2 separate regions of the Mus musculus genome follow, and region 1 is linked to region 2. A link is a loop called in an ENCODE intact Hi-C map of the cell type or tissue named here. Cell type or tissue: left cerebral cortex. All regions are shown on one strand. Links, peaks and the distances in the headings refer to the core of each region. The heading gives the core; the rest is flanking DNA. Region 1 holds the start of Dnase1l3 (deoxyribonuclease 1-like 3). Region 2 holds the start of Flnb (filamin, beta).

Evidence for each region. Peaks named below come from ENCODE experiments on the same cell type or tissue, not always from the same donor. Only the 100,000 strongest peaks of a DNase experiment are listed, where the experiment ranks them.
Region 1: it touches region 2 in a loop (8-fold over the local background); 19 of 42 quality-filtered maps call a loop at or near these places.

The regions. Positions count from the first base shown.
Region 1 is chr14:7,991,049-8,003,647 of GRCm38, reverse strand. It overlaps Dnase1l3 (deoxyribonuclease 1-like 3), which reads left to right and starts at 9,466. Exons shown (of 8, transcript NM_007870.3): 1 at 9,466-9,818. The coding sequence starts at 9,663. Abhd6 (abhydrolase domain containing 6) reads right to left here and starts at 760. Exons shown (of 9, transcript NM_025341.4): 1 at 685-760. It overlaps Gm30244 (predicted gene, 30244), which reads left to right. Exons shown (of 2, transcript NR_168596.1): 2 at 1-156. In left cerebral cortex, for the core only: CTCF peaks have their summits at 6,064 and 9,272 (motif pointing right); DNase peaks (open chromatin) are centred at 2,705, 6,060, 6,273, 9,251 and 1 more place; H3K4me3 peaks cover 577 bases; H3K27ac peaks cover 988 bases.
Region 2 is chr14:7,811,380-7,823,978 of GRCm38, reverse strand. Flnb (filamin, beta) reads right to left here and starts at 6,022. Exons shown (of 46, transcript NM_134080.1): 1 at 5,536-6,022. The coding sequence starts at 5,827. In left cerebral cortex, for the core only: a CTCF peak has its summit at 6,093; DNase peaks (open chromatin) are centred at 4,836, 6,053 and 10,072; H3K4me3 peaks cover 2,071 bases; H3K27ac peaks cover 1,242 bases.

The sequences.
Region 1 (12,599 bases), core at 1,893-9,892, 180 kb before region 2:
GCTGCTTGCAGACTTCCCATTGCTGCGCCTGTTTTGACCCTACTTCAAAGGACACGAGGTAGGGTCTTCCTCTTCCTCTACCATCAGCCACAGAGATTTACATCTTGCCTGCCCAGTTTTCTCTCAAACTCCAAAAACAAGGTCTTTAAGCTTTGACATTTTTTTTTTAAATCAACGAGACTACGAATCCTCAAAAGGGTGCCGAGATTCCCTGGTACCAGGAGAGCGAGTTGTAGCCCTGCTCCAGGGTGGTGTAGGAAGCAAGGAGTTGGGGGGAGCGCGGGACTAAATCCATCCTGGCACTAGGAGAAAGGCACCGCGGCTGCTACAAGCGCGGAGCATCCGGAGGAGGAAGAGAAATAGGATGCAGATTCCACTTCTCACTCTATCCCTGGGTTTAAGGAGGCTGGCAGGCGGCCAACCAGTGGCGACGAGACCCGGCTTGGGGACGTCTCAGGCCTTTACCCGGGATTTGCACCTTAAGAGAGAGCGGGAAAATGGAATACGAAGGGAGGTTTGTATCTGGGACTTATCTGCATTCACCCTTGCGATGCTGGGGTGAAGAAGGGACTGGTCTCGGAAAGTGGGAGCAGGTGGTCAGGTCGTAGGAATGGGAGGCTGCCATCCCTCTCCTAAGAGCGTAGCCACCGTCGCCTTTCCTTCTGCCTCGCTCACCAGACCTACCTCAGTGACCGCGGTCCTGCTGCCCGTTCGCCGCCCTCCAGTCCCAGGTCCCCGCACCTGCGCACTCTCGCTCTCGGCAGTGGGCTTGGCTTGACTCCTTAAAGGCGCAACGCACTCGCTCGCGCCCTCCGACAGAAAAACCCTCCCAGCCCGCATCAGGCGTCGTCTCAGCAGCTGGAATTTGTTTGGAGGACGCTCTCCAGGGGACGCTCCCCATCCCCGGTTCAAAAAATATCAAACCCGGAGATACAGTCAGTATCCCTCCCCGGAGCGCCTCTCCGCACGAGCACCCATTGGCCAAGCCGAATCATCCCTTTCACAAAAAGTGCTGGGGGGGGGGGGTCATTAGGGCGCAGGCATAGCCACTCTGCCCTGCGAAGCCACGAAGCACGTGGGGTACTGTTTCGTTTATTGAGCATCTACTGTTTGCCTGGCACTACTGAGTATCACACCAAAAAGATTTATGCAGGGTCTTGGCCCTGAGAGCTTAGGAAATCCAAAGCAAATCCAAAACTCAATCCTGACTTACTTCTCAGCACCATATAAAAAAGCTCCTGGTTGAAAAAGTCCTCCAAGGGGAACGCGGTTCAGAATAGAATGAAATGTACCCAATAACGCAATTTAGTTCAAGTGACCAGATCAAGAGAAAAGGCCACTCATCGTGCCAAATAGAAACATCCCTGTGGTCTTCAATAGCCTATGCTTTTGAAGGTCCCACTTCAGGTAGGGCAGAGAGGCAAGCAGATCTAGAACCCCTGAGGTGTGACTCTGATTTCTAACAAAGGGCTCCCCCTGGTTACTAGATGCAGCCAGAATCCAGGGCTCAGGAAAGCATTGAAGTTAGACTGGGGGTAACTGCAGCACTAGTTTCAACAGCACTTTTCAAGGGACATAAGATTGTTCTAAAATCCGTAGGAATGAGCAGAGTCAAGAAAAGCAAAAACATCCCTAATTTTAAAAAGGGGGGGGGGAGCCCTCAGGACTTAGAACAGGAGCACAGTAGTTCACACATGAGGCACAGCACAGAGATGGATTTTTAAGAAGCCGATGAGGGCAGTGGTGGGGCACACCTTTAATCCTAGCACTCCAATGGCAGAGCCAGGTGGATCTCTGAGTTTGAGGCCAGCCTGGTCTACAGAGCAAGCTGGATCTCTTGAGTCTATAGAGTGAGTTGCAGGACAACGAAACTGTTGAGAAAGAAAGAGAAAGGAAGGAAGAAAAAGGAAGGAAGAAAGGAAGGAAGGGAGAGAGAGAGGGAGGGAGGGAGGGAGGGAGGGAGGGAGGGAGGGAGGGAGGGAGGGAGGCAGGCAGGCAGGCAGGCAGGCAGGCAGGCAGGCAAGCAGCACACCTACTTCCCTCTCCTGTGAACTGAGGTTAGAGGGGACAGTGAATCACAAAGCAGCATAGGACAATCTGTGTGGGCGGCCAAACAAACAAGTAACCCTATCACTGCAGCTGGCGGCACAGTGGGCTGCACGGGGAGTGGAAACAGCTCCAGTGTGTGAGCCACTTGATCCCGAAGTGGCAGGGAACAGGCTGAGCTCAGAGTGAGAATGGTGACAGATGCTGAAACACAGCCAGTGAGGTGCTGTGGAAGAGAGCTAGAAGAAAGCAGCTGGTAGAGAGCAGAGTGATCGGCTTTCCGCCCTTTTCAGGCCAGGTCCCAAGCAGATTGGTCTGGTTAAGGGCAGGTGAGCAGTTAGCCTTTGGCGGAACTTCTCCTCCTTCCCTAGTTTGGGCGTAACGTTTCGGTTTGTGTGCATTAACCCCCTTGCTTTCAGCGGCAGCCTGTGAGTCTGCTGTTTAACCATAGGGAAACCGAACCTCAGTTTTGGGTAACTTGTCCAAAGTCACTGCAGGGGTGATAAGGGCCTGTCAACCAACCTGGCGCTCTGGAGGACCTCCGAGGCTTTGTGAGACACATGCTGCAGGCTGAGGTAAAGACTCCACTGAATTCACAACCTGTGGGAGACATTGGAGAAACTGGGGGGACTGTTGGAAATGCACCTCATTTTAGTGACGACGCCTCCTCACCATTGCGGCTACATTTGAACACAGCTAGGTTGGATGTGAGTGGGTCTCCATGGAAACAGCTTCCACTGACTTTCTGTAGAGAATTGGCTTTTAGTCCCAGAATTAATTCTAAATACAGTTTCTGGACTTTCTCTGTACCACCTTTACACAGGAGCTCCTTAGGGCAATGCAAAGCAAAGGATGAGGGCACTGGTTGGTCTCTGGCATGTCAATTCTGCCGATCACTCAATGGACACTCTGAGAATTTGTCTACTCTCTCTCAGCTCCAGCTTATACCCTACTATACAATAGGGACAGTATAGCATTTACCTCTTACATTTATCCATGTTAAGAAATTCTTAGGTAAAATAAATATTATGTCTACTACTTCTTGCTTGCCCATCCTCTGCGTCCTAACCTAACCCTAATGCCAGAATGATCAATTAATTCCGATTTGCCTGTGACTTGTTTATTTAGTGTTGCAAAACTAGTACCCTAGGGACTGAGTTGATATCACGCTTGGGCAAACTGGAAAGTCTAAAGTAGCCAATGGGACGCAAGGCGATTTGAGCTAGAGATTTAGTGTGGCAATTCAAATTTGTGACTGACTTTTGGCCATTGGATACAGATATTTCAGAGACCCAGAAAACTCAGTGAAACTGAAGACAAGCCCATTAATTCCTTAACTCTGAGTTAAGGCAGAAGGCATTTTGGTCATCCTTTCATGCTTTTCTTAGTCTGAGTTCTGTTGGTATAACAGAATACTGGGCTGATTTATAAAGAAACAAGAGCCAGGTGTGGTGGCTGCTTGACTTTAATCCCAGCATTCAGGAGACAGAGGCAGGTGGATCTCTGTGCGTTCCAGGCCAGTTCTGGTCTACAGAGCTAGTTATATACATATAGCTAGGAAATGTAGGGCTGTTATACAGAGAAAAGCCTGTCTTGAAAATGAAACAAATACAAGACAAAACAAAACAAATAAACAATTCCACCATCACCACCACCACCACCAACAACAAAACTAGGTTCATCTTGTCTCTCGGCTCAGAAGGCTGGAAGGTCCGGTCAGGGAGGTGCTGTGTGCTACTGACTGCTTCAACACATTGCAGAAAACATGGGGAGGAAGAAGCAGAGTGAGAAGAAAGCAGAACCCAGTGGGAGGATTGGTTTGTAACAACCTGGAGGTGAGATAGTCTTCCATGTAGCTTAGACTGTCTCACTCAACCTGCGTACACCTGTGGAGTCCTGGGATGACAGGCATGTGACATCACACCTGGCTTAATGTGTCGTTCTTGCTAGAACAAGCCCAGTCCTGTAGAAGAGGACTGCTCCCTCTTAGTCATTAATCTTGTTTTAATGGTTCCACCACCTCTTAACACAGTTCTATCAATCATATTCCGTAACGCAACCTCCACCCTTGTGAGGGCAAACTGTTGAGAAAGTGTCTGGAAAGCCCCACTGTGTACAATGATTCCACATACCACATCAAGAACTACTCGTGTCAAAGTGTCCAGAGCTGATGTCTTAAATCAGAACACTATGGACTGGAATGGCACTGACCTGCATCTAAGTTTGGTCTGGGGGCCTCTTCGGAGGCTCTCCTCTACAGAGGAATTCCCTGTCTTAGAGTGTCATTCCCACCTGGAGAGTCACTTGTGAGTCACCATTTAGTTGAGGTTTGACAGCTGCTCCAACCTGCTTTCCTACTCTGCCTTTTCAGCTGGTGTGGCTTCTGATGGATTAACCTATGGAAGCCTAATGTAGGATGACTCAGAAGAAGATATGATGCTCCGAGAACATGACTCATAATCCACTGGGGACCCCTATGCCACAGTCTGGGTGTCCAGAGAGCTTGGTGTTTCTGTGTATTTGAAACTCGTCAGAATCAAAATGGAGCTTCTTACCCTAACACAAACCAGGAGCTTCTGAGGGAAACGCTCCTGGCTCTGTCATTTGGCAGTGATTACCACCAAAAACACTCTTCTAGAACCGCTACCATACACAAAGGCCATCACAGTGACTCACAGAATTATTTCTAGACAAGCACGGTGGCACATACCTGTAATTCCAGTACAGGAAACATTGAGACAGGAGAATGGCAAGTTTAAAGTCAGCCTAGGCTACCTGAGACCAGAAAAAAAGTGGGGGAGGGGGAGGAAGGGAGAAGGGGGGGGAGAGAGAGAGAGAGAGAGAGAGCTAGACACATTCAGAGAGCTTTTACTATATAATTGGACTGTGTGCTTTCAGATAGTCAAAGTTATGATGGAGGGAGGGGTCATATAATGTTCGAGTGAGAATAAAGATGTTCTAAGGGAAATACTGTCAGACCAGTCTCCTGTCAGGCAGAGGGGGGCGACTTGCCTCCCAGGAAGTGATTTCATGGAGTTCTGACAAAATGTGGGACCACTTTTCAGATCAGACTAGACAGTGATGCATCTGTGACAGGCAGGGTCAGACCTTAGCCTGCACTGGTTTTTTTTTTGTTTGTTTGTTTGTTTGTTTGTTTGGTTGGTTGGTTGGTTTTTTTTGGTTTGGCTTTTTTGAGACAGGGTTTCTCTGTATAGCCCTGGCTGTCCTGGAATTCACTTTGTAGACCAGGTTGGCCTCGAACTCAGAAATCCGCCTGCCTCTGCCTCCCGAGTGCTGGAATTAAAGGCGTGCACCACCACCACCTGGCTAGCCTGCACTGTTAATGATGCATATCTTTTGCCTTCCAGGTAGTCACTGTCCTAGTTGTCCCTCTTCCCAGTGTGACCAACTGAAGGGATCTCCTTTCTCTGCTTTTCACTTTCACTTCTCTTTAAGGCCCATTGAGGACAGGTGGCGAGCCTGGCTTGTCAGGAATGCCAGTGCGCAGTTGTGACATTAGAGGGGACCCAAGGCAAGACTGCTACACAGATGCGTAATTTAGATGGGATCCCGGGGGACGGGGGGTACTATGAAGGACATTACTAAACTGGCTGGCAAAACCGGAGTAATATTATAGATTAGGTAACAATACTGTATCATTGTTAAACCTGGTTTTGGTAATACTCATCTGGATATAAAGAAAACATACTTGTTCCTGGGTCATGCACCCTGATGTTTAAGGGTAAAAAGTCACACTGTCTGAATCCTGCACCTGAATTGAAAAACTTGTACACAGAGCAGCTAGCAAAAAGGAAAGGTTAGGTAGAGTATATGATTTCTTCTCACCGTTTTTGAGATTTGTATGTACATTTGGGATTATTTCAAGGTAAGAAGATAATTGTAGGTAGGTGAAAGAACTTCATAATTTTTAGCGTACCTCTGCTTCCAGGCCCTCACAGCGCCCTCTTGTGGTCAGGCTGGGAAGGTCAGCTTGATGCCAACAAGCTGCTTTAGTATCTCCAGAGGCCTTGCCCTGTTTGTTTGCAAGAAAGCTGTGAGAGAAGAGCAATGGAGGGAGGAAAGTGAGAGAGAAGAGCTGCCAGAGGGAGGAACTGGAGAAAGAGCTGCAATGGTATCGTTTGACCGACTGCGCTCTTTTGATTAAAATCTGAGGGACAGTGTTTAGCACTGAGGGGGGAGACGCGAAGGCACAGCCAGCTCATCAGCCAAGAAACCGTGCTCCCACCTGCCAGACGAGGGCGCTGCTTCCTCTAGTTTCTACCCTGAAGGGCCAACGCGGAACTCCGGAATGAGATGCCAGCTGCGGAATTAATGCGAAATGAAGAAGATAGAGTCACGCCAAAGCAAGGTCCCATTTGTGCCCTTATTTAAGATCGATACTCTGTTCACTATGGTTTTTTTTTAATAAATTTTGATTTTTACAAAATATGTAATGAAATTACCTTGATTTTTTAATTTGTTTGGCATTACCTTGAAATTTGTACCCCAAACCAGCATCTTGTTGGCCTCTCCCTAGCCCAGCCTGGCAGATCTAATAATCTATGCATTGCAACATCACCAGCTCCAAGTCACAGACTGGTCAGGCAAAGTCTGAAGTTATACGGGTCTTTTTGTACCTATAAACAAAGAATTAGCCAAGAGAATTCGTTTTGAGAAAGCAAATGAAAGTCTTCGATGTCACACCATAACCAATGGCTGGGCTCAACGCAATGTCTTGTCTCTGACTTTCTGTTCCTTCATCTGAAAACTAGAAATAGCAATGCTTTTCCTATGATATTTTAGAAACTGCTTCTCCAATTCTCCCTCCCTCCCTCCCTCCCTCCCTCCCCCCAACTCCCCCCCCCCCCCCCGTGTTGCATATGTGATGAGTGTGGTGAGTGCAGCATGGGCTCATGTGTGTGTGTGTCAATAGATGTGGAGGGCCAAAGAGTGTGTCCAGTGTCTGCCTGGACCACTCTTCACCTTATTCCTTTGAGGCAGGGGCTCACTGAGCCTGGAGTGCTCACAGTTTTTGGCTAGACTGACAGCCAACAAGTCCCTGTCTCCATCCCTCACAACCCTGGGGCTATAGGTATATATGAGACCACGCCCAGTCAGGCGGGCTTAGTGGACCACGCCTTTAATCCTAGCACTCGGGAGGCAGAGGCAGGCAAATTTCTGAGTTCGAGGCCAGCTTGGTCTACAAAGTGACTTCCAGGACAGCCAGGGATATACAGAGGAACCCTGTCTCGAAAAAACAAAAAAACAAAAAAACAAAAACAAAAAAAACCACGCCCAAGTTATTACACAGGTGCTGGGCTCCCAAGTCAAATCCATGCTTGCATAGCAAGTTCTCTTGACCACTGGACTGGCTCTCCAGTTCACAGATAACAATATTTTGTTCACACAGATGAAAGGCTAGGCATTGTGCTAAGTTAGCGTTTTAGTTAAAAACTAACTTTCACAGCTGTACTATATGGGAGCAAATATTGCCCATTTTTAAAGTGAGGGAACGGTCACAGAGGTTTAGTTATTTGTGTGTGGTTGAACAGCCAGTAACTGGAAGCACACTTGCTCTGACCTCCACACCAACATTCTCAACTAGACTGATCTAGTGTTAGGGGGGTGTTACACCTGGGGCTGGAAGCAGGGGTGAGGAGTGGAAGGGGCGAGAGGGAGGCAGTGGGAGAGGAAGTGTGCATGATCTGGAGCACCTACCAAGAAATATGGCCGTTCTGCCAAACAAGAGCCCCTAAGGGGATGGAGAGGTCGTTTGCTTGGTTGGATGCTTGCTAGCATGCTTGGGGCTGTGGGTTTGACCTCCCAAAGCACAAGAAGGGGGAGCAGGGGCCCTCAGAAGGTGAAGGCAGGAGAATCCGAAGTTCAACGTTATTTTTGGCTACATACGGAGTTTGAGGTCAGTCTGAGCTAGGGGTCCTGTTTCAGAAAAAGAGAAGGAGAAAAAGGAAATTTCAAAGAATTTTGAAAGCATGACACGTGAGCCTTCTCTTCCTATGGTGGTTCTCTTCAGTGCAAGTACAGCCTGCGTATACTCTGTCCTGTGGGGCTGAAACTGAGAGCCTGTTTCATCAGCTGGTACAAAGGGGTCCACAAGAATACAGCTCCCACTGTGAGAGAATAGGGACTAAGAGAACCAGATATGAATGATGGTGGCCTAGAAGCATAAATTTAGGCTTCCCAGATACTGAGTTTCTACACGATAACATCTTGGGGTTCTGTTTGCTTGTTTATGCGTATGGGTGTTTTGTCTGCATGGGTGTCTGGCACCCTGTGCATGCCTGGTGTCTGTGGAGGCCAGAAGAGGACCCCTTGAACTAGAGTTCCAGACCATGATGAATGGCCATGTGGGTGCTGGGAGTTGAATTGGCACCCTCTGAAAGATCATTCGGTGCTCTTAAGCTCTGAGCCATCTCTACAGCCCCTAGTTTCAGGATGTTTTTATAGGAACAAAACAAAAGAAAACATTGGTGGGAATACCAGGTAGGTGGCTTCAACAAAGCAGAAAAACCCATGTTATTGGCCTTAGTTGCCACCTGATGACATTCTTGGATTCCTGGTTAGAGGGAGCTAGGGCTCTGCCCATGTATTCCAACAGGGGTTTACCTGACTGTCACAGGATGTGAGGTCAAGCACAGGTGTTGGCAATGGGTGGCCTTTAAAGGGCGCTGAAGATGGCTGCAGGAGAATTTGAGTTTTCAGTCAGAGCGGTGGTATTAGCCAATCAGCTTTGTAGGATCTGGAACGTGGGTGCGGCTCCACCACCCCATCCCTGGTGCTTTGGTTTACACACATGAGTTTTGCTAGAATTACACAACGTTAGCTTGTGCTTCTCACCGCAAGCCTGAAGCTGCTGATGAGATGTGATGACACAGTAGTGTGTGCATGTCGCAGGATTGCTGTCTGGCTGCTCACACATTGCTTCGCACAGCTGCGTCAGACACTGGAAACACCTGTTTGGGTCACACGACCCAGCCCTGCCCACCCTGGGACTTTCCTGCTGGCTCTTTATCTCTGCTGCCTCTGAGGGCCTCAGCCTGTGACGCTTCTGCTCCTGGGATCTCCACCTCACCTTCCTCAGATGCCAAGGTATCCTTGCTTCACTGAATTCAAACTAAACCTGACCTTATGCACCCACGGGGACTGCTAAGGAGACACTGCATAGATGTGTCCAGTGGTGACTGTTCACCAGGTCTTTGTCCCCCAGCAGGTGGCTCCACCAGTCCAGTTCCTTCTGTGTGAACATTGCCAAGCTCATCAACTCTCAGGGAGAGGCCCATGGCTACCACAGGAGACATGCCTAGAGATCAGAGCTAACCCCACCCCACCCCTGCCCACTGAGATTATGAGTGGCTTTTAAGGAGGCTGGTTTGTAAATGCAGCATGACGTTTTCCTCATGAGGACAAGAAAACCAGAGGCCTCTCTAATGGCTAACCCATTACCTTCATTTCCTTGGGGATTGAAACGCGTGATGGTGAGTTCCTCAGAGAAGTGAAAGTGACCTAGAGGGATCCAGTAATTCCTGTTATCAGCCTGCTTTATAAGTCAGTGAGCCAGGCACTGTCTTCATCCAGCCTGAAGTCCCAGGAGTGCAAAGATGTCCCTGCACCCAGCTTCCCCACGCCTGGCCTCCCTGCTGCTCTTCATCCTTGCCCTCCATGACACCCTGGCCCTAAGGCTCTGCTCCTTCAATGTGAGGTCCTTTGGAGCGAGCAAGAAGGAAAACCATGAAGCCATGGATATCATTGTGAAGGTGAGTCATGTTCCTGTCCTGGACACCACTCGCACCTTCTCCCAGCTGTGGACTCCAGGGGTCTGAAGTTGCCCTGGAGGTGAGGGGGAGGTAAGGACAGGCTTAGAAGGTGGCTAATGATGATGGTCACTCCATTACCATCATCACTCAGCTCTGGGTATTCTCTGTTCCATCTTCAGACTGGGTGGATCTGTGCTTCCCTCGGGGGTGTTGCAAGTTTGCTTGAGCAGGTAAATGTGATGCTCTTGCCAGAGTCTGGCTGGCAGTCAGTTCCAGGTACCGGCTGCTGTTCTGACGGTTTTAATTGAACATACTGAATGTCTGTGTCAGTCACTGTAAATACATAGTCTCATTTGTCAACTTTTCAAGCAAGGGCTGTTGAAGAGAATGAACTCAGAAGGGCTATGAGGTGCTGGGGAGCTCCAGGGGCTGGTGGTGAGGGAGCTGGGGCAGCCCTGCCTGCCTCCTCTTCATAATCTTGGTGAAGCAGGGGAGCCCCCTCCTGGCGCTCTCTCCCTCCCTCCTCCCCTCCCTCCTGCGTTCTCTCTCTTTCTCCCTTCTTCATTCTTCCCTTGCTGTCTCTCTCCTTTCATCCTTTAATCCCTTCATCCCTCTCCCCCATTGATTCCCCAACTCTCAGTTCTGCTCTGTCTCCCTTTACGAATATTTCTGTCCTTGGGCAATATGACCTGTCTGGGAAAGCTGCTTATAGTTTTCTGGAGCCAACTGACTCTCTGTCCCATGGGTTTTGATCCTGGGACTCTGTGGGGTGGCTAGTACTTAAAAACAAACAAAACAGAGTGGGATTGGGGTTTGCTTCCTTTGGTAGGATGCTTGCTTTTTATGAAGTCCAGAGTTCTATCCTCAGCCCTGCACAAACCAGGCATGGCGTCCAACACCTGCAATCTCAGTACTGGGGAGGTACAGGTAAGAGGGTCCAAAGTTCAAGGTCATTGTTGGCTGTAGAGTAGATTAAAGGTCAGCCTGGTCTACACAAGACCCTATCTTAGCACAACATGACACACACACCACCACCACCACCTCTACCAGTAACAGCAGCAGCACCAAAGGTCCCAGTGTGTGGTGAAAGTGCCAGCAGCCCTGGGTTCAGACCCCATCTCTCAGCTGAGGGAGCTCAAGGTCCCCGCTCTTCCTGATACTTCACGTAAAGTGGGTGTGGCCGGTAGTGCTAGTCGGTGAAGCCCACCTGAGGCAAGCTGAGCCCAGCGGAGGACACTGCTGTGCTACTGTCCGGCAGAAGACCTGCTGGGCTCCTGCCAAGATAGTCCTGGGCCCCAGGTGACAATGCCCTTTAGGTGACAGCTAAGCACCTCTGGATGTGTTTTTAGCAGGGCAGCTGTGCTAAGCCAGTGGGAACTTTGACACCACAGCTTAATGGAGAAATCTAACACGCAAGGAAACTATTTCCCAGCATCTTCACACGTGGCCCAGGGACCACGTGCCTATCTACATTCCTGACTTATTCAACCCTGAAAGTTTTGCTACACTCTTGGGGGCTGTGTTCTGTTCTCGGGTGGTTCTGGTTCTCCACACAGCTTCTTCCCAGAGCTGAGTGAGTCCCACGAGGTCTGCTTAAAGCTTTTGCCAAAACTTCATCCTATCCTCACAAAGCCAATCTCCCCAAACTCTCAGAGCCGTCTAACAGAACAGTGGCAGTTGACTCCAAACACCTGGTGCTCAATCAGGATCCTTAGTGCTTGTGAGGATCAAGGAGAAAGACACATTTGCCGCCCAGAGAATGCAAGCAACGTTCTTTGTAGCAGAGCATTCAGGTTAGTGGTGTAAGTGTGCCATGAGAAGGGCGTTGTGTGACGCTACAAGTTAGGGTTTAGGCAGGGCAGTGGTGGCACACGCCTTCACTTCCAGCCTCCCCAAACTTGGAAGGCAGAGGCAGGTAGATTTCTGTAAGTTCAGGTCAGTCTGGTCTACAGAGCAAGTTCCACAACAGCCAGGGCTATGTAGAGCCTGTCTTGAATAAAAAAACAAAAACAAAAACCAAAAAAACCCTCCCCTGAAAACAATCCAAAACAAAACAAAAAGTAAAAACAGAAGTAAAACAAGAAGTGAGAGTTAGAAGAATATTATCAGTATTTCTTATGAAGCCTATGCTGGTCAAACTCTCTATGTAACCAAAGGTGACCGGAACTTCTGATCCTCCTGGCTTTACCTCCTGAGAGCTGCGATTAAAGGCATGTGCTATCACCTGGTTTATGTTGGAGACTGGTGTGCAGCAGGCAAGAATTCTACCAACTGAGCTGAGTCCCATCTGCTCTGTAGTCCTCTGCACATAGCCCTCTGTACAGCTGCTTCCTCTATGGTTCAGTGAGCATTGGTGACCTGAACAGCAAGAGAATGTGAGTAGTGGGGGTCTAAACTTCAGATCCCCTTTCTGGCCACCACACTCAAAAGCCAAGGAGATCAGCATGCCAGAGGCCAGGACCCTCTCTTGAATGACTGACTCACCAGCATAGAGTAAGTGTAAGCCATGGGCTCAGGTTCCCTTCCCAAGAGCACAGTCAGATTTCCTGTTGACGTCCTGTTGCTTGCTTACCAAGCATTTCTGAACCCTGCATCTCCAGCTGATACTGGTTTCTGGCTTCCTTGCTTTATCTCTGGGAAGTTTTCCTCAGACAAGAATCTGCAAGATCCTGTTGTCCGAATTCTTAAAAGAGCATGGTCCCAGGAAAAAGCCATGTTTCCGGGTCCTACTACTCGGGAAAAGACACCCAGGCAGCCCTTTCAGAACCAAGCTCTGGACCC
Region 2 (12,599 bases), core at 2,243-10,242:
GGTTGTCTGGCATACAAAAGGCTCTGTATAGATTTCAAATTGGAAAGAAGAGGCGACATTATCTGCAATTCCAAGGCTAGCCTAGGCTACATGAGACTCTTTTTTTTTTTTTTAAAGATTTTTTATTTATTATTATATGTAAGTACACTGTATCTGTCTTCAGACACACCAGAAGAGGGAGTCAGATCTTGTTACGGATGGTTGTGAGCCACCATGTGGTTGCTGGGATTTGAACTCTGGACCTTCGGAAGAGCAGTCAGGTGCTCTTACCCACTGAGCCATCTCACCAGCCCGAGACTCTTAACAAACAAAAAAATTTAACAATGAACATATTAACATCTGTGTGTGTGTGTGTGTGTGTGTGAATGGCAGGGTCTCATGTAGCCCAGAGTAAGTTTAGATCTGCCATGTAGTTGAAGATGATCTCAAACTTTTGACCATCTTGCCTCTACTTTACCAAGTCCTGGAATTACAGGTGAGTGCCACCATGACAGGTTCACTCAGTTCTGGGGTTCAAATTCTGGGCTCTGCATATCCTAGGCAAGAATTCTTCCAATTGAGCTCTAGATCCAGGCTGGTCGGATTTCCACTCCCTGCCACTACTCTATAGGGACTACTTATTACTTTCCTTCATTTTACAGATAGAAAAGCCACGGTTTAGAAAAATTAAAGCAACACACTAGAGCTGTTATGGAGCAGAGTGAGAGCATTACAATCCAAGCAGTCTAGCTCTTGAGTCCATGCCTGGTCAACAGGCCTAGAACCTGCTGATTCTATGTATATAAAAAGTAAGATGTCTAGAATCCCTTGCCATGGTCAAAAAGCTTTGGGTTTGAACACCGTCAGCAGCCCACTTTGTGTTGCCTGCTCACAGGGCAGAACCTGGACCCGTGGGTCAGGGAGTGCCTAAAGACATACTTGGCTCCATATAAAAGTCCTTCTTCCCACAGACCCTCCAAGAATGAAGGCAGCCACTCACTGGCATGCTGGCTCCACCATTGTTAAAGCTTAGCAGAGGCCCAGCAGCCACCATCTGGAAGTGATTTGGCCCAGAGATTCCTGAACGGGGTGGGAGGTTGGAATGACAGGCGCCTGGAGCTCCTGTCCAGCTCAGAAACAAAGCTGGTGTGAATGGATCCTGGGGGCAGCCAGAGCACAGCAGGGTCACCCCCTTCCAAGAGTAGACATCCTCTAAGCAGCTCCACACTCTATTTTAGCAAGTAGGATCAACATTAGCCAGCTGAACTGGCCTCCGAGAGCGCGGCTTGCAGCTTCAGTCCAATGCGCACACCCTTCCAGCCCAACCCGAGATAATCTCATAGTAGCCTGTCTAGTTAACAAGCACTCACAGAGCACTCGCTATGTACCCTGCACTACTCCAGCCACTTCAAACAATAGTTTTGTTTTGTTTGTTGATTGTTTGAGTGCTTTGCTTGCATACATGTGTGTGTGCCTAGTGCCTATGGAGTTCAAAAGAGGCACACTATTCCCTGGGACTGGATTTACAGATAGTTGTGAGACATCGTATGTGTGCTGAGAATTGAACTCGGATCCTCTGCAAGAACAGCAAGAGTTCTTAGCTACTAAGCCAACTCTCCAGTCCCTGTTTCAGCCACTTTTAGGAATATTAACTTTTATTGCAAGCAAAAGATATGTAAAATTATCCTTGCAACAACTTTTCTAAGGTGTTATTTATTATTTCTCTTTCAGCAATTAGACAATAGAGGTGTAGAAAATTTTTAATAGTTACTTTGTGGCAAGAGAGAATTGACCGACCCCCTTTGCCCTTAATATACCTCACAGTAATGTGCTTCTGTCTTGTTGCAAATGGCCCTGAATTTGTCAATTCTAACAAATTGAGATTTTGCTACATAAGTACTCTCTGTGGCTCTTAGATTTCATGGTCCAAAAGAACACAGTGGCTTTTGCTTGCTCGTTCATAAGGAATCACAAATGGGAACTGCATCAGATTAGTGATGAGGAGACAAAAAGAAGGAGATGCTAGTGGCATGGTGACCCAGCCAGGGACCCAAAGGCTTAGGAACTCACACTAACAGTGCCTAGGTTGACCCTGTGCATCAGCGTCAGCTGCATCTTGTAAACGGGGAAGAAGAAAATCCTTTTTCAGAGGACCAAACCATAATAGATTACCCAAATTTCTAGCAGCCTCAATTGTCATTCTTGGGCCTGGAGACTTCTTTTCTTTCCAAAGTAAGCTGGGCTGCCCAAAAGTCAGAAAGATTTGTGGAGAAAACAAGTAAATAATACTGCCAACTCCTGACAAAAACCCTGTAACCAGGCAGGCTGAGCCTCTCTGCGAACTGCTCAAGACATAGGAAACTAAACAAAACTCTCAATGTTGGGATAGCGCCTAGGGTGGGACCAACTTCTGATAAACCACAAATGTGAGCAAACAAATAGCCATGGCTGTCTTTCAGAAGTTATTGGCAGATATGTCACTGGCCTCTGGCAGCTGCTGACCATCTCATGTCTCACAGCTGGGTTTACGGACATGATTCTAAAGGTTCTCACAGTGTAAACTGTTGGGCGTTAGCCACGGTGTACAGCGATGCTCTGAATTCATCCAATAAGCATCCCCCGTTATGGAGTAAACATGAGCCCCCGGAGAACAAGAATGCTCAATAAAACGCCACCAATGGAGACAGCAGCTATTCCTCAACAGTCAACCAACCGCAAGACAAAACACCTCCTGACAGTTACAACATTTAATTCCAGGAGATGTCATCACAGCTCAGAGGATTAATCTTGCCTCTCTCTCATCAAAGACCCCCATGATCCCTACCTACTGCGTCTGAGGCTAAGGTTCAGACTGTGGATATCCAGCTTCAACACCCTGGAACTGCAAAGTGTAAGTAAGCTCTACCAACCCTTCTATGCAGGGAAGAGGAAGGGAGGCTGTATTGGCTCTCTGACACTAGAAAGAAATCCACTCGAAGTTCAAATTCAATAGCTTGGCAATCATGCATTCTGGGCTCCGTGGGCTTCCTAGCCCTGTTGCCTCTAGAATTTGGTTCATTTCTGTTTCCTGTCTTTTTAAGTAGGAAACACTAATACTAACAACAGCATCATTAACAACAGCAACTGCTTTCTAAGTAACATGTGGCAGCCTAGGACAGAACTCAACCCCTGCCTGACCCTCTAGGGGACTGTTAGAGAAGATCATTATCAGAAGGACATTAATTGATATCAATTGATTGATTATCCTGGCTATTCAATGGGAACAGTCAACAGAACATACAGTGGGTGGCCCTAGTAAAAACTGTCATGGCAAGCACAAGACAACACACGCGAACCAAGGTCCAAGCCAGATGACATTTTTTTTGGGCTGGTCATTACCTATGACATCTATCCCTAGGCCTAGGCTCCATTTCTTCCTGCAGCAGTCTGGGCCCCTGGCAAGATGGATAGGTCTCCAGAGGCTGGAAAACCTGTTTGCTGAGAGATCTTTCTGGAAAGCAATAGGGAGGCTAGGGAGGAGTTGTATGTGGTCACACCCTCTAACCTAGGAATACTACTCTGGGGAATATGATCCAAGAAGTATTTTAAAGAGACAAATCAAACAGTACAACTTGTGAAGGACTACTGACACAGCTGGCCATGGGTAACAGATGAATGGAAGATAACTGTGAGATGTTAGGCAATGGGGGGCTCAGGCCTCAGCAGGTTCGAGTGGAAATCATGAGGACCAATTAGAAAACTGTGAGGGACCACCAGGCAAGGCCAGAATGAGACCCACAAGCTTGGAGGAGCATGGCTGGGAGCAGCAGCCCACGAGTAAACAGCTAGTCAATTAGGAAGTCCTTGATTTTCTGGGGCTGTGATTTCTTTTCTTTCTTTTCTCCTTCTCCTTCTCCTCCTCCTCTTCCTCTTCCTCCTCCTCCTCCTCCTCCTCCTCCTCTTCCTCCTCCTTCTCCTTCTTCTTCTTCTAAAAGCAGTTCTGTCAGGTTTAACTCCTGGTTTAATTTAATTTTCTTTGTTGAGTTAATGAAATACATATAGCATTTAAAACAATGGATGAAGGCAAGTCCAGCTCAGCCAGGCAGGCTTTGAAAATCACTCTTCATAGGAAAGTAGAGTTCCTGTAGAATTCTGAGGTCCTCCCTCCTCAATAAAAGAGATGCCCACCCCCCATGTGATGCACCCCTGGCAGCTTCCTCCACTGAGAACCCACCCCTGGGAGGGAGAGCTTGCTGGGAGGCAGGCTGGTAGCTAGCGGCCTGGCCCCAGGAAGTAGCAAGCGCATCTACCTGCCAGCACAGGTGTGGGGAAAGTCCAGGGCGAGGCCAGGAGGAGGCTCAGTCCAGAGGGAACCCCTTTCCACTAGAGAAAGTCCCAGAAGCCACACCCACCTTCCTTCCTTTCTGTCACTGGAGTCACTAGAATGGCCTTGCTTCCTCAGGAAGAAACCTCAGCCCTAAGAATCCCTTTCACGAAGTGCACACATCCTCTACATAATACTTTGCACACCCACTGTGTACGGAAAAAAAAAACTTTCATAAATAGATGCTATATGTGCACACACGAATGCCTACGGGGGCAAACAAGTGAGCCCGGGCATAATACACACCTCCCTTGTCCATCACAAAACACATTCTCAAGAGCCCTGTTTTCTCTTTAGAAGCCTAAAGTACTCGAGGTCTTAATTCTCTCACCCAAGGCGGGAGGAAAAAAGCAGGACTCAAACTCTCTCAGGAAGACCCAGGAAAAGGGGGTGGGGACTGCTTTACTTCTAAGTTGGACCACATTGGAGGTGGCCCTGGGAACGTCAATTAGCCCGGTAAACGTCCCCTCTTCTGTAAAATGGGCCTAAGAACATCTCAGGCCACCGGACGTCAATAACTCAGAGAGCCACACAGCCAGCGCCAGTCAAGCCCTTTTCTACACACATTAATTATTATCAACCACTAAATTATCTCAACCTGAAGGAACCGGCCAGCGCTGAGCCAGAGCTAGGAAGTGAGGACATTCCCCTGTGACGCCCCTTCCAACCTCAGAGCCCACACCCATTCCGGTCTAAGAAGGGGAGGGTCTCAGGTCCTCGTCTCCACCTAGGTGGTGAGATCCTAAGCAAGAGAGCGGTCGCGGTCGCGTCCTAGGTCTCCACGCCCAGACTCGAAGCCAACGCCCTTTCAGCCGGGCGGGTCACTCAGCTCTAGGCGCACCTGGCTAGCGTAAAGTAGGGATTTGGTACTTGAGTCCACGGCGTTGTCATTAGGGTCAGCAGACGATTTCCCCAGCAATCCCAGGAGTTCCCGCAAATTAAATTCCAGGTGTGACTGGAAGGTCTGAGTGCTTAACCCACCCCAACACTGCAGCGGCACCGCCAGGAGCACCGTGTCGAGCAATCACGCCAGGTCCCAGCCCACAGATGGCACCGCGGAAAGGCCTATGTTCCTAGGTCCTCATCCCAGGACCATCTCCCCCTCCCTCACACCCGGGAAGCGATGCGCAGTGGGGCGCGCTGCCGGATACCCCCCGATTACTGCAAATTTAGGGCCTGGCCACAACACTCACCAATGGACACGAGCTTAATGCTTTCGTGGTCTAGGAACTCCAGAGCCACAGACACATTCTCCAGCTTCATCTGTCTGAAGGTGGGCCGCTGATGGTACTTGTGGTGCATGCGCTTCTGGCTGAGCACCTCGAGCAGCGCGATGAGCCGTAGCCCGTCGCTCAGGTCGGTCTGCAGGTTCCCGATGCGTTTATTCACACACTTGAGGTGCTCGTTGCACCAGCGCGTGAACGTGTTCTGCTGAATCTTCTTCCACGGCGCGTCCTCCGCCAGGTCTTTCTCCGTCACCGGCATCCTGGAGGCAGAGAGTACGCGGAAACAACGAGCTGCAGGGACTGAGATGAAAAGCCCCAAGGGCCCGGGGAAGGGGAACTGAGGCAAGTGGGGAGAGGGTTAGAAAGCGCTGCTATACTAGCCGCAACAGGATCAGGACTGCCTTCGTCCGTCCCCGGGCGCGAAGTAGCCTGGCCTGGCGCCTGCGCGCTACGCCGCCCCGCCCCCGAGGCTCCGCCCCGTTTCTACCCTATAGAAGCGAACTCCTTAGCTGCGCTCGCCCTCTACGGTCCAAAGCCTGCATTACGCCGGAGGGTAGGGTGGGGTGGTGCTTCCTAAGTATCCCCAACCTGATGTACTGCCCAGCAAGGAGAAAGTAACTTGGGAAAGGCCTAGAATAAGGGCACACGAGGAGGCGGGGGACTAGCCTAGAAGGAATGGTTGCGTCAAGAGGGAATATGCCACCCATCTATAGGTTCAGTGAGAGGAAAGTGTTTTTCTCAGAGTCTGCACGTAAATTAGACACGTTGATTTCTAAATGAAAAGGAACTCAGAGCTGGGCGTGGTGGCGCATGCCTTTAATCCCAGCACTTGGGAGGCCGAGGCAGGCGGATTTCTGAGTTCGAGGCCAATCTGGTCTCCAGAGTGAGTTCCAGAACAGCCAGGGCTACACAGAGAAACCCTGTCTCGAAAAAACAAAAACAAAACAAAACAAAACAAAAAAGAAAGAAAGAAAAGGAACTCAGCCTTAAAGTCCAATACCACGTCCATCTGAGTAGCAGTAGTGAAAACGAACTGTTTTCTATGGCTATTAGAAGTTTTTTGCTGGTGTAACACAGATTTCCTGTCTTGCATGTCAGTAAGTTAGATGTCCCGTCTGGGGTTCATTGGCCCAAGGCATTTCTTGCTGGAGCTTCTGGGAAATAATCTGCTCCTTTGCCGTGCCAGATTCTAGACGCTAGGTGCATGTGTTGGCTTACGATGCCTTTCTTGTCTTCAAAGCCGGTAAAACAAGGCACAGATACCTTTTTCACCCTGTCATCTCCTCAGTTCTCCATAGTCAGGTCTTCCTAGAACTCTCTTGAAGACCCTGTTGACTGTATTAGGCAAATTGATTAGTCCAGAAGATCTTGTTATGTTTTATTTTTTTTAACTATGATGGCCAAGAAAGGGCCGGATAAATGGGTCATGGCACCTACTGACCGGTGTCCCTCTTCTCTTCCCTTTGCCTGAGAATTCAGTTCCTTTCTCTCCACATCCCAAGCCTGGTAGCCCTCAGCTCAGCTTGGCTGTCTCCCCCCTGGCCCCCCAGTGTCGAGGAGCAGATGGAGATCTAAGGTCTCGAAGAAACTGAAGATACGTGTCTGACATGAATGATATCTGTTCCATGCTGGTCTGCATACCCCAGCAAGAGGTCTAGAGTGATCTCAACTACAGCTGAGTACCTGGTGTAGAATTGCCATATGAGATGTAGACGACAGATGAGTGAGTGGGTGAATGGATGGATGTGTGCTTGCAGACTGAGGGGGGCAGCCTTCATCCTGCATGCAGAATCAACTGGGGTGTGGGACACCCATCGTGTGAGACCTACAGCCTGACATTTCAGGCCTGAAGAATCTACATCCTGTCCCTGCCCTGGGTGGGGTGTTTGCTCTACTCATTTCCACAAAGCAATTAACTGCAAACATATCAATCCAAGGAGATTGATACTAGAAAGCCCAACAGTCCTTCCTGCCTTATAAGGAAGCTCTTGTCACTGACCTCTGCTGGTTCAGGCTCCCAGTGTCTGCTCTCATTCCAGCTTTTATACTTTCCTTTGGTATGGAAGAAACAGTAATAATACTAGGAGAACACCTCACAGTTTATCTTAGTGACTTAGCTTTCTGAGTCCTTATACACCCAGGGAGCGAACCTGGATCCTTAACTTCATTTTCGTTTGCTTGCCATTTTCCTTGTCCATAACATCAGATCTAATTATCTCTCCAGATTGAACTCCTGAGAGTGGGTGTGGGGGGACCTTTGCCACACAGAACTTGGCTCACTTACCCCTTCCTCCTGGAGGGAAACGTCAGCTATCTACAGGGTGTCACTAGACCATGCAACCGTACAGTCGAGTACAGAACAATAGGGCAAAGCTTCTGGTCCTATATAAATACAGGTTGTATATGTGTATATAATTACCTGTCGGTGCATAAAATACCTCTGGGATGATTCATAAGCAAACAGTAACCAAATTCATAGCCAACATTACGTTGGCGAGACAGAGTCCTTATACACCCATTTTCTTTCTTTTCTCAAGATTTATTTATTGTATGTATATTTATTTATTTAATGTCTATGAGTACACTAGCTGTCTTCAGACACACCAGAAGAGGGCATCAGATCCCATTAGAGATGGTTGTGAGCCACCATGTGGCTGCTGGGAATTGAACTCAGGACCTCTGGAAGAGCAGTCAGTGCTCTTACCCGCAGAGCCATCCCGCCAGCCTGGGAGAGGTATTTTCTTTTCTGCAGTGTGCTCAGTCGTGTGCAGCTCCCCTCCCCCAAACAGGGTCTCATATAGTTCATGTGAGCCTCAAACTCCTCATGTAGCCAAGATGGCCTTTGAACTTTTGATCCTCCTGTTTCCACCTCCTATGTGCTAAGATTGCCAGCATGTATATCACAGTGGCCTTAGAATTTTTTAAAGTCAATTAAATTAATATTTGTAAAATTCAGATTTCAAGTTGGAGGTGAACTCAGTGACTGAGGTCCTGTGTAACAAGCACAGTGTTGCTTGTTGGTGGAAGAAGCTGGCAAGCATCCCCCTTACTCTGTGGTCAAAGTCAGCCTCACCTGTGAATGGGGAACAACGGGATGCCACAGACCTCCCCTCCACAGGATATGGTGACAGGGGCACTTCATCTTTGGGTTGTTCTTTAAAACACTTACTAGAGACCTCTGTCTGCCTTGAATTTCAAAGAGGGAGAGGATTGAGAGTTTGAGATCAGCATTGGCTAGCCTTAGCAAGACTCTGTCTCTAAAACAGTAACAATATTATCCTACACACACACACACACACACACACACACACACACACACACACACACAAACACGCACACGCACACACATTCACTCACACCTGGGGCTAGGTAGGTAGCTAAGTTGGTAAAGTACTTTCTGCATAAGAATAAAGATTGCTACAACCATAGAAAAAGGCAAGGTATGGTACCCCCAGGGCTTGGGAAGTGGAAGATAGATCCCTGAGGCTTGCTGGCTAGCCAGTCTAACTAACCTATTTGGTGAGTTCCAGCCAGTGAGAGACTCTAATCAAAAACAAGACTGTCTTAGTCAGGGTTTCTATTCCTGCACAAACATCATGACCAAGAAGCAAGTTGGGGAGGAAAGGGTTTATTCGGCTTACACTTCCATACTGCTGTTCATCACCAAAGGAAGTCAGGACTGGAACTCAAGCAGGTCAGAAAGCAGGAGCTGATGCAGAGGCCATGGAGGGATGTTCTTTACTGGCTTGCCTCACCTGACTTGCTCAGCCTGCTCTCTTATAGAACCCAAGACTACCAGCCCAGAGATGGTCTCACTCACAAGGGGCCTTTCCCCCTTGATCACTAATTGAGAAAATGCCTTACAGTTGGATCTCATGAAGGCATTTCCTCAACTGAAGCTCCTTTCTCTGTGATAACTCCAGCTGTGTCAAGTTGACACAAAACTAGCCAGTACAAAGACAAACAAACAAAACACAAAAAAGGTGATGGCTTCTTATAAACAAAACCCAAAGTTGATCTCTTGGTGATCTATGTGTACAACATGCAAGCTTGTACCCATGCTTAGGAAAAGGAGAACACATACAGACACACACACATAGAAACACAGACACAGACAGACACACAGACACACACACACACACACACACACACACACACATGTTTAAGTGAGGAGTAAATCAAAGAAATAGCTTGCTATGATTTGGGGTAAGTGTTATAGATGTTTGTTTGTGTGCCTGTGTGTGTGTCTGCATGCAGTGCCATAGTTGGTGTGTAGATGAGAGAGGACATCTTATGAGAGTCTGGTTTTTTTCTTTTTCTTTCTACTATGTGATTTCAGGGGGAATCAAACTCAAATTGTCAGGCTTTGTGGCAAGTGCTTTAAACTGCTGAACCACTCACAGGCTCTGTTTGTTTTCGCTTTGCGGTATGGGGTATGGTCTTGGGTATTTCAGGCTGACCCTGAACTAACTATATAGCTGAGCATGAAAATGAGCTCCTGCTCCTCCTTCCCACGTGCTAGCCTTGCAGTCGTAGATACCACCATACACCATATGGTGCTGGGGGTTGAACCTAGCCCTTCACATGGGCTACCTCCCCTGCAGTTCTCTTTCAGTTTGCTTTTTTAAACAGTCTATGTAGACTACAATGGCATTATCTTAAACTTCTGGTTCTCCTGCCTCTGTCTCTCAAGAGCTGGGATTATAGGCGCGTGCCACCATGCCACACCCAGATGAGCCCTCTTGAATAGAATTTTTGGCTTCCTTTCTCGTCACTGGTCTGTGGTTGTAGTGGCAGTGGGTGTCACTTGCAAGGGATCTCTCTTGGCCTCTACATCAGTCTTTGTGCTGCTATATAGCTGGTACATGGGGATTGATCAATTATTACTGCACGATTATTAACATTCCAGTTACTAAGGTACAGGCTTTGCTTGTGGATGAATATTTTATTTCATAACAATGTGGCCTCATTAGAGGAAACCAAGAAGTTAGAGTTAAGCAGACTCCTTTTTATAGTCCCTTGATAAGCCTGCAAGCTGCTCCCATGTCCCTTCGAGGGTGTTACTGAAAGATCCTGACAGAATGTAAAAGGACACAGAAGCCCTGAAATTGGCAAGATAGATGTCAGTGTTAGCAGAACTAGCTTCACTGATTTAGAAAAATAGAGGTGCACAATGCTCTGGCCACTCCTCGAACCTGTGTGTCTGCCAATGTTCTGACCAGGTGTGTGCCCATTGCTGCACCTTCATTAGACTCTTTCCTTGTACCCCTCCCATACCCATTTCATGAGAATAGACATTGTTTAGATCTGGAAATCCCCTACTCTCCCCCTTCTCCTTTCCCCCCTGAGGGCCTATAAAAACTGGAACCTCTTTCCCCTCGAGGTTGACTCCTCTACCCCTGCGTGGGATATGAGTCGTCCCCAGAGCTCTGGCTTTCCCCAATAAAGCCTCATGTGGTTTGCAACAAGCTCGGTCTATCGTGAGTTCTTGGGTGTCCGCTATTGTCCTGAGGCCTGAGCGAGGGGCTCCTTTCTGAGTCTTTCATTACCAACACATGTGGCTACCAGCAAAGTCTGCTCTTCCTGATTTCTTGTAGCCTCAGACTAAATCCTTCTAGACTGAGGCCTGTTAGATTTGCTGCAGAGCTCTTGCCTCTTCCTAACCCTCCCCCCAATATTGTTTTCTCTCCTTGCTTCCTGTTAAACTGGCAGGGCCAACTTGTTTTATTTCTCATATTGAAACAGTCCCACCCAGACCCAGACAAAGGCCAGGCCAACATCAGACCTGTGTCAGCAGAACTGCTGTGGACATGTCCCCAGCCTTCCCTGACTCATCAGACCCCAGGCTAACCTTTCTGGTGCTCTGAGTCCCTCTCTGAAGATGCCTGCAGGCTCCTTTCTTTGGGAGGGGGAAGGACGGCAGAGTCAGTAGGTCTTGAAATCAGAGCTTGGGAGCTGCATCTACTTCTGGTGAGCAAGCTGCAGCCCAGGTGCAGAGTTTGTGAATCTCATTCCGTTATCCTATCTATAAAGTAGGAGAAGGCCTATTTCCTAAGGAACATTCGAAAGCAAGGCCCGAGGATGTAGGCCACTACTTAGCAGAGTTTAAGCCCCAGGAAGACATTGAACTTCTTGGTCACACCATCCTGGTTTAGGAGTTGCTGGGGAGCCCAATCTGGGTCTTCTGGTGTCTGGGCTGGCACTCTGACTACAGAGTTGCATCCCCAACATGACCTCAAACTTCTGATTACCTCCCAACCCCCATCTCTGTACCTTGAGCAGATTATAGAAATGTACAGGCTATATAGTGGTGGCTATAGAAGCCATGGCTTCATGAATGCCAGACAATCACTCTACAGAATAAGATTCAGCCCCTCATATGATCTTTTAATTTTTTGTTTTGGTTTGCTTTCATTTTTGACAGGTTTCTCTGTGTGGTCCTGACTGCCTTGGAACTCCTTCTATAGACAACACTGGCCTCAAACTCTGCCTGCCTCCACCTCCCAAGTGCTGGGATCAAATGTGTGCACCCCCGTAGTCTGGCTTCGTTCTTTTAAATCTTAAGGAAAGGCATTTGTTATACAGAGGTCCAAAGCTGGTGACAGAGGAAGGGCGTCTATGCTTAGCAACCACACCTCCAGCCTGCTAATGTCTGACTAGCTAGTTAACAACACTGGTGGCCTTACTTTCTTCTCCACCATTCATGTCTTGTGTAACCCTCACCTCGAAATCTGTTTCTGGGACAGCCTGAACTACATCAAACAGGGGTAATCTTGTCTCTGGTGACATTGTAACCATGGAAGAGAGGAGATAGTCCTCCCAATTACTGGCCCAGAATGCTGCCAAACACACACAGCATGAAACAGTTCCCTCACGACAAGAGCGATCTTGTGGCAAGAATACTAAGGTTAAAAATTGGAGTGCTGGGGCTGGAGAGATGGCTCAGTGGTTAAGAGCATTGACTGCTCTTCCACAGGTCCCGAGTTCAAATCCCAGCAACCACATGATGGCTCACAACCATCCATAATGAG